Regions from separate parts of the Homo sapiens genome. Here region 2 is linked to region 1. Evidence: read pairs that join two places in POLR2A ChIA-PET (ENCODE). Cell type or tissue: OCI-LY7. All regions are shown on one strand. Each heading gives the region's core, and the rest is flanking DNA. Links, peaks and the distances in the headings are about the cores only. Region 1 overlaps PLOD1 (procollagen-lysine,2-oxoglutarate 5-dioxygenase 1). Region 2 overlaps C1orf167 (chromosome 1 open reading frame 167).

The links. Peaks named below come from ENCODE experiments on the same cell type or tissue, not always from the same donor. Only the 100,000 strongest peaks of a DNase experiment are listed, where the experiment ranks them.
Region 2: POLR2A ChIA-PET joins it to region 1 with 6 read pairs; 2 of 35 experiments call an interaction of 5 or more read pairs at or near these places.

The regions. Positions count from the first base shown.
Region 1 is chr1:11,965,491-11,969,877 of GRCh38, forward strand. PLOD1 (procollagen-lysine,2-oxoglutarate 5-dioxygenase 1) reads left to right here. Exons shown (of 19, transcript NM_000302.4): 14 at 1-103; 15 at 761-826; 16 at 1,497-1,601. Among named protein-coding and RNA genes, the nearest start is that of MFN2, 13 kb to the right of the region's middle. RefSeq lists enhancers at 927-1,427, 1,428-1,928. In OCI-LY7, for the core only: CTCF peaks have their summits at 1,827 and 2,032 (motif pointing right); a DNase peak (open chromatin) is centred at 1,821.
Region 2 is chr1:11,770,232-11,774,618 of GRCh38, forward strand. C1orf167 (chromosome 1 open reading frame 167) reads left to right here. Exons shown (of 21, transcript NM_001010881.2): 7 at 1,293-1,405; 8 at 1,851-2,028. Among named protein-coding and RNA genes, the nearest start is that of C1orf167-AS1, 7.2 kb to the right of the region's middle. In OCI-LY7, for the core only: no CTCF peak of the experiment used is centred there; a DNase peak (open chromatin) is centred at 2,480; H3K4me3 peaks cover 514 bases; H3K27ac peaks cover 1,427 bases.

The DNA.
Region 1 (4,387 bases), core at 150-4,149:
GTTCCTGACCAACCGGCACACCCTTGGCCATCTGCTCTCCCTAGACAGCTACCGCACCACCCACCTGCACAACGACCTCTGGGAGGTGTTCAGCAACCCCGAGGTGAGGCCAGGGTGGGCACATAGGGGCTGGGAGCAAAGGGGCCCAGTGATCCTGCAGTCGGAGGGACTTCCCTCTCAGAGTCTTACAACAGCCAGGACCCCTGTAGGCCACCTGCCACCCTCCCTTCACCCCAGGAGGCTATAGGGCAGGATTTGGGTAGGGAGAGAAGGGTGTCCAGAGAGGCAACACCATCTATTGGAGGAGGGACCAGGACTCAAGAGGCCTGGGTTTGTGGCCTAGATCTGCCATCATCTGGGACTTAGTTGAGCCTTCCAGCTTTGGGGACCTTAGTTATCTTAGCTCCAAAATGGGTATACTGTCCCAGCCTGTCTTACCCATGAGGGTGTTGTGATGATCAGAAGGGGAGACAGTTGTAACTGTTTCTAGACGTTGGGAGCTCACAGCTGATGGGTGTAAGCACATGCCTGCACACAGACATATACACACAAGCACACACATGTACATACATGTGCAAACACCACCTCCTATGGGCACACCTGTGCACCCAGACAACACACACGCACCCAGTGGGTGCAGGTGAACACCTGCCTCTGTCAAGCACGTACACCTTCACTCCCACTTTGAGGGGTCTGCTCTGAGCATCCCTGGCAGTTGAGCCAATGGTGAGGACCCTAGCCTGCTTCCCACTTCCCACAGGACTGGAAGGAGAAGTACATCCACCAGAACTACACCAAAGCCCTGGCAGGGAAGCTGGTGGAGACGGTAAGGGCCATGGACACCCTCTTGGACCAGCCTTGCCTGCTGCAGGGGGCAGGGCACAGAAGGGAAACTGCTTGCCCTGGGGAGTGGGGGACAGCAGGATGGGAGTTGGGGGTGGAGGGATGGGAGTTGGGGGGCGGCAGGATGGGAGTTGGGGGTGGCGGGATGGGAATGGGGGGGCGGCGGGATGGGAGTGGGGGGTGGTGGGATGGGGGTGGGGGGAGGCAGGATGGCCCCTCTACCTGTTGGCACTTTCCTGCTGGAGGCTGTGGGAGTCTGCAGGGCCTCTCTACCTGGCCCAGGCAGGAAGGAGGAAAACATCCTGGATGTGATGGCCACTGTGGCCCACCATGCCTGGACCACTTCGGGGAGTGGCTGCTTCTCTCCACTCACTAATGTCTGCTTCCCCCGAGCCTGGGGCCTCTGCCCCCTCCCTCCCTCCATGCCCATGTTTCTGTCTGACCTTGGCGCTGGTAGCTCTGTGACCTCGGCTGGGAAAGTCTGTCTCTGGGCTCTGCCTCCTCCTCCCCACTCAGTCTCTCCAGGATTGACAAGGCCCTGCTCCCCGGGGACACTGGGAGGGCTCCCTGGCTTGGGTGTGTGGCCCTGAAGAGGAAGGAGGATTCTGTGGTGCCACTGTGGACCCCCTTGACTGAGTCCCTGCCCTCCCCAGCCCTGCCCGGATGTCTATTGGTTCCCCATCTTCACGGAGGTGGCCTGTGATGAGCTGGTGGAGGAGATGGAGCACTTTGGCCAGTGGTCTCTGGGCAACAACAAGGTGGGACCCTGATGCCTGGGCTGGGGCCGCAGGGAGGCTGCCTCTCCATCAGTGCCGCTCACTGTCTGGGGTCTTCTGGCAAGCTGGCCTGGCCACCCTTTCTGGGACTCTTGACATAGGGGTGCTGGCATGGGTATCTGCAGGCAGGTAGGAGTAGAGGGATTGAGAAACCTGAGATGGAGTTTGGTCCCTGAGCTGCTGTTGCCACCGTGTGGCTTTGAGTTGCCTTGACCGTAAGCTACTAGGTTTTCAGTTCCTGGTTTGCTATTGGAATGGCTTAGCTTGGTTCCCTAGACTTCCCCCAGGTGGAGCTGGGGAGGAAAGGGCCAAGGTGGGATGAGGGGCATTAGGAAGGGCTGTCGGGTCCAAGTTCATCAGACAGCAGGAGCAGGTGGCCTGCTGAGGGTGCTAGGCCCTGTGTTCTCTCCGTGAGAATCCCAACACCTGTTCCTGTCCTGGAAAGTTCAGGTACCATTTTTTTTTTTCTTTTCATGTGTGTGTGTGTGTATATATATATATATATAAAAAGAAATATATATAGATTTTATTTATATATATATATATATATTTTTTTTAAATAATAGAGACGGGGTCTGGCTGTGTTGCCCAGGCTGGTTGTGAACCAGGCACAATTTCATTTTATTTATTTTAATTAATTAATTAATTAATTAATTTAGAGACCGAGTCTCACTCTGTCGCCCAGGCTGGAGTACAGTGGCGCAATCTTGGCTCATTGCAACCTCTGCCTCCCAGGTTCAAGAGATTCTCATGCCTCAGCTTGCCGAGTAGCTGGGATTATAGACGTGTGCCACCACGCCCAGCTAATCTTTGTATTCTTTATTTATTTAATTGTGTGTGTGTAAATTTTTTTTTTTTTTTTAAGGCAGTGTCTCGTTCTGTCACCTAGGCTGGAGTGCAGTGGCATGATCTCAGCTCACTGCAACCTTCCTTTCCCAAGTTCAAGCAGTTTTCTTGCCTCAGCCTCTCCAGTAGCTGGGACTACAGGCGTGTGCCACCATCCCTGGCTAATTTTTGTATTTTTAGTAGACACTGGGTTTCACCATGTTGGCCAGGCTGGTCTCAAACTCCTGGCCTCAGGTAAGCTACCCACCTCGGCCTCCCAAATTGCTGGGATTACAGGCGTGAGCCACCGTGTCTGGCCTAAGGCACCTTTTTATTTTATTTATTTTTTTTATTTTAATGATCCCAGAACATTTATTTCCATAGGATTTTGATAAAAGAGCACAATCTTGAATAAAAATACACCACTGTACTTAAAGGCAACATTACCTACTAAGCAAACTCTGTCCTTAGCCCTTTCACAGAAGAGAAACTGCAGAAAGGAATTTTTCGTCTCCTGACAGTTTTACAACATTCATATCTCCTATGTACTTCAAGCCCCAACCCACCTCTGATTTTCTTTTTTCTTTTTTTTTTTTTTGAATGGAGTCTCGCTGTGTCGCCCAGGCTGGAGTGCAGTGGCGCCATCTCAGCTCACTGCAACCTCCGCCTCCCAGGTTCAAGCAGTTCTCTTGCCTCAGCCTCCCGAGTAGCTGGGATTACAGGCGCCTGCCACCATGCCCGACTAATTTTTGTATATTTAGTAGAGATGGGTTTCACCATTTTGGTCAGGCTGGTCTCGAACTCCTGACCTCATGTTGTGATCCACCTGCCTCAGCCTCCCAAAGTGGTGGGATTACAGGCATGAGCCACCGCACCGGGCACCCCACCTCTCATTTTCTACGTCCTTTTTTTTTTTTTTTTTGGTGAAGTGGAGCCTCGCTCTGTCGCCCAGGCTGGGGTGCAGTGGTGCAGTGGTGCAGTGGTGCGATCTCGGCTCACTGAAACCTCTGCCTCCTGAGTTCAAGTGATTCTCTTGCCTCAGCTTCACAAGTAGCTGGGATTACAGGTGCTGGCCACCATGCCTAATTTTTTTTTTTTTTTTTTTTTTGAGACGGAGTTTTGCTCGTCACCCAGGTGGAGTGCAATGGCACAATCTCAGCTCACTGCAACCTCCGCCTGAGTAGCTAGGATTACAGGTACCCACCACTACGCCTGGCTAATTTTTGTATTTTTAGTAGAGACAGGGGTTTCACCGTGTTTGTGAGGCTGGTCTGAAACTCCTGACCTCCGGTGATCCACCCACCTTGGCCTCCCAAAGTGCTGGGATTACAGGCGTGAGCCACCGTGCCTGGCCTCATTTTCTAAGTTGTTTAACAGAAATGTGTGTTCCCAAGTTTAAGGCACCGTTTTTAAAGGCACATGAGACCCTGGACCTGTGTGCCAACCTCTGACCTGGCAACTGGACTAACCTGAAGTTCTGGTTATCTTCCTAATCCACATGCTTTGGTTGCTGAGCTGATCTCCAGAAGCCAGGAACTGGACTAGCCCGTGCATTCTGGGGGCTGGCTGATGCTTGTGCTCCAGTGACAGGGCCAGACCTCGGACCCCAGCTGACTCTGGCCCTGGAACAAGTTTTCAGTGCTCTGTAACAAATGACTGTGGCTCAGAATAACACCCGTGTGTTATCTCCTGGTTTCTGTGGGTCAGGAATCTGGGCCCAGTTTAGCTGGGTCATTGAGGTGTCAGCTGGGGTTGGGGTCTCATCTGAGGCCCAGGATTCCATTCCAAACTCACTTGGTTGTTGCAGAATTCATTCCCCTGCAGCTGTAGAACTTAACTTGCTTCTTCAAGGCCAGCAAGAGACAGAATCTCTCTTCAGTATCCTCCTTTAGCCAGGCGCAGTGGTTCATGCCTATAATCCCAACACTTTGGGAGGCTGAGGC
Region 2 (4,387 bases), core at 156-4,155, 200 kb before region 1:
ATAGAAAAAGGACCAGAAAGAAAAAAAAAAACCTGAAAATGTGCAATGTGAAAATCCCTAACACTGCTGAACTGTACACTTAAAAATGGTTACAATGGTAAACTTTCTGATGTGTATTTTACCACAATTAAGGAGTAAAAGATATTTCATTTAAAAATGCTAAAATGGAAACTATGCTTATCTCTGGGACAGTGGGATTAAAGTCGGTTATATTTTTCTTTTTTTTTTTTTCGAGTCAGAGTATCGCTCTGTTGCCCAGGCTGGAGTGTGTGGAACAATCTGGCTCACTGCAACCTCCGCCTCCTGGGTTCAAGCGATTCTCCCGCCTCAGGCTCCCAAGTAGCTGGGATTATAGGCACACACCACCACGCCTGGCTGATTTTTTTTTTTTTTTGTATTTTTGTATTTTTAGTAGAGATGGGGTTTCGCCATGTTGGTCAGGCTGGTCTCAAACTCCTGGCCTCAAGGTATCTGCCTGCCTCAACCTACCACAGTGCTGGGATTATAGACGTGAGCCACTGCGCCCGGCCTCTGGTTATTTTTTTCTTTATTTCCCCAATTTTCTACTACAGTTGGGTATTTTTTTTTTTTTAAACAGAGCCTTGCTCTGTCACCCAGGCTGGAGTACAGTAGTGTGATCTCTGCTCACTGCCACCTGTGCTTCCCAGGCTCAAGCAATTCTCATGCCTCAGCCTCCCGAGTAGCTGGGACTACAAGTGTGTGCCACCACACTGGCTAATTTGTGTGTGTGTGTGTGTGTGTGTGTGTGTATATATCACCTCTGGCAGCGTGTGTGTGTATGTGTGTGTGTGTGTGTGTATATATATATATATATATATTTTTTTTTTTTTTTTTTTTTTTTTTTGTAGTAGAGACGGAGTTTCACTATGTCGGCCAGGCTGGTCTCAAACTCCTGGCTTCAAGTGATCTGCCCGTCTCAGCCTCCTAAAGTCCTCGGATTACAGGTGTGAGCCACCATGCCTGGCCATGTTCTTATTTTTAAATTGAACAAATGTATTTAAATAATTATTTAAATGATATTTATTTTAATACATGTTTGTTGTTTAAAAAAATCCAAATAGTATTAAAGAGAATAAATCAAGAGCAGAACCTCCCCCCAGCAATAGCTTTTAAATCCGACATAAAATAAACTGTCCAGAAGAGGGTAGGGGGACTCAGCGCCCCCTGCTCCCAAGGGCAGACCGCACCTGCCTGGGGTGGGGCGGACAGGTTGGGACCGAGTGCCCTTCCTCCCGGGTCATCAGCTTCTCTCTGGGCAACTTTGCTTTTAGTCCAGGAAGTCTGAGGGAGGAGGAGATTGCTCAGCGGCTTCTGTCACATCCTAGGCAGAGAACAGACAGCAGACACGAGAGAGTCCAGATCCTGCAGGCCCTGCAACTGGCTGGTGAGACGTGGGGTGCTGGGAAAGCGGGGAGATGGAGCCTGGCCACGCAGGGCCTGAGCTCCACACTGGGCAGGGGCGGGGGACCCTGGGCGAATGAATGTTTATTTTGCATCTGCTTTGGCACATTCCCAGAGACAATCTCATTTGAGCCTCACAGTGACCCCCAAGAGGAACTGTGCCCATTTTACGGATGGGGAACTGAGGCACAGATAAGTTAAGTGACTTGTTTGAGGACACACAGCATGAGAGGAGCACGGCCTGCATTTCTGGGCTGATACACTGATGCAGGCCCACACCAGAGGCTGGAGTATTGGAGCTAGACTTCACTTACTCAGAGATGGGGGGTGCCCTGCGACAGGCACCCCACATGTCAGGGGCCCCTCCTGGCTCAGATCCTCCCATCTGCTTACTCTCTCTTTTCTCTCCCTCCTCCCTCTCTCCTTAGTGTTCTTCCTGTGGTGCCAACAGAAGAAACGGGCCAGACAGGAGAGGGAGACTCTGCGGAAGGCCACCAGGGCCACACAGAGGACAGGGAGCTTCCCCCAGGCCTGGCACTCTACTGCTGCAGGTGTAGCCTGGGTGGCCCCACTGAGCCCCCAGCACCAGAGAGCTTGGCTGTGCAGGTAGGATGCCCTTCCCTTTTTTTTGAGATGAGGTCTCACTCTGTCACCTAGGCTGAAGTACAGTGGCACCATCTTGCTCACTGCACCCTCCACCTCCCTGGCTCAAGCAATCCTCCCACCTCAGCCTCTCGAGTAGCTGGGACCATAAGCATGTGCCACCACGCACAGCTAATTTTTTTGTATTTTTGATAGAGACAGGGTTCCACCATGTTGCCCAGGCTGGTCTCGAACTCCTGAACTCAAGTGATCTGCCCACCTTGGCCTCCAGAAGTGCTGGGATTACAGGCGTGAGCCAGCATGCCTGGCCCCCACTTCCCTTTAAGTCAGCTCTTGACTCCTAGTATTGAGAGGCAAGGATGCAAATAGGAAATGAAAGCAGCCATCGACTGAGCATGCCTAGAACATGCTAGCCCGCCCCACTGGCTGGGATTTGGATATAAGCAAAGCTTAGTCCCGGCCTCCCACCTCTGCCCATCATCACAGTGGAACCCATGGCTGGTGGGGGAACAGACAGGAAACTAGCAGTCCCAAGGGTGTATGTGAATACCACCTGGCTTAAGTGTTGTGAAGAGAAGGAACACAGATCTATGAGTTTCTTTTTTTGCTCCCTGGTGGTTAACTTTTTATTATGGGGCATTATTATTATTATTATTATTTGAGACGGAGTCTCGCTCTGTCACCCAGGCTAGAGTGCAGTGGCACGATCTCGGCTCACTGCAACCTCCACCTCCTGGGCTCAAGCGATTCTCCTGCCTCACCTCCCAAGTACCTGGGACTACAGGCACATGCCACCACGCCCGGCTAATTTTTTTTGTATTTTTAGCAGAGTCAGGGTTTCACCATATTGGTCAGGCTGGTCCTGACCTCAGGTGATCCACCCACCTCGGCCTCCCAAAGTGCTGGGATTACAGGCATGAGCCACCGCACCCGGCCTGTGGGGCATTTTTCTTACTCAAAAGTAGAGCAGATAGGATAATAAACCCCAGCGCACCAATTACCCAGCTTCAACAAAATCAGCCTCTCTTGAAGCTTGTTTCATGTGTACTCCAAATACATCCCCCGCTCCAAATTATTTTGAGGCAAATCCCATGCATTATACCATTTCATCCATAAATATTTTTATATGCCTCTCTAAAAGATAAGGACTCTTTAGAAACATAACCACTGGCCGGGCGCGGTGGCTCATGCCTGTAATCCCAGCACTTTGGGAGGCCGAGGCAGGTGGATCACTTGAGGTCAGGAGTTTGAGACCAGCCTGGACAACATGGTGAAACCCCATCTCTACTAAAAATACAAAAATTTGTCGAGTATGATGGTGAACACCTGTAATCCCAGCTACTCGGGAAGCTGAGGCATGAGAATTGCTTGAACCCGGGAGGCAGAGGTTGCAGTGAGCCGAGATCGTGCCACTGCACTCCAGCCTAGGCGACAGAGTGAGACTCCATCTCAGAAATAAGTAAATAAATAAATAATAAAAACATAACCACAATACCACTCTCACAACTAAAAAATAATGAAACAACTGTTCCTTAATACTCACGAATATCTGGCCAGTATTCACATTTGCAAGTATATATTGTATTAGAGTTTGCAATGAGGTCCATGTATGGCAGTTGGTTGATAAGTCATTCAAGTCTTTTTATTTTTAATTAAAAAAAAATAGAGACAGGGTCTTACTGTGTCACCCAGGCTGGAGTGCAGTGGTGCAATCATGTCTCACTGTAGCCTCAAATTCCTAGGCTCAAGGGATCCTCTCACCTCTGCCTCCAAGTAGCTGGGACTATAGGTGCATACCACCACACCTGGCTAATTTTTAAATTTTTTGTAGAGATTTAATTTTTTGCCACGTTGCTCAGGCTGGCCTCGAACTCCTGGACTCAAGCAATTCGCCCACCTTGACCTCCCAAAGTGCTGAGATTACAGGTGTGAGCTACCATGCCTGGCGAATTTTAAAAAATTTTGGTAGAGACAGAGTCCCACTGGTGAGCCATGATCGCACCACTGCACTCCAGCCTGGGCTCAAGCAATCCTCCCACCTCGGCTTCCCTGAGTGCTGGGATTACAGGTGTGAGCCACCACGCCCGGCCTGTTAAAATCTTTGTAAACTATAGGCTCCCCTTCATTTTTTTGATTGCACGTTATTTGTTGAAGAAATCAACTTGCTTGCCTGCTAGTTTCCCACTGTCTGCATTTTGCTGACTACATCCCCCTGGTGTAGTTTTCTGTGAGAATTTTTAGTGCAGGAAGCTGACCTAGACCAAGGTTCAGTGGTGATGTGAAGGATGAAGAGTTGCCTGGTGGAGGAAGATCAGAAAAGGGTAGAGTGTTCAGAGGCCTCTGGCCGGGAGTGTAAGATCCT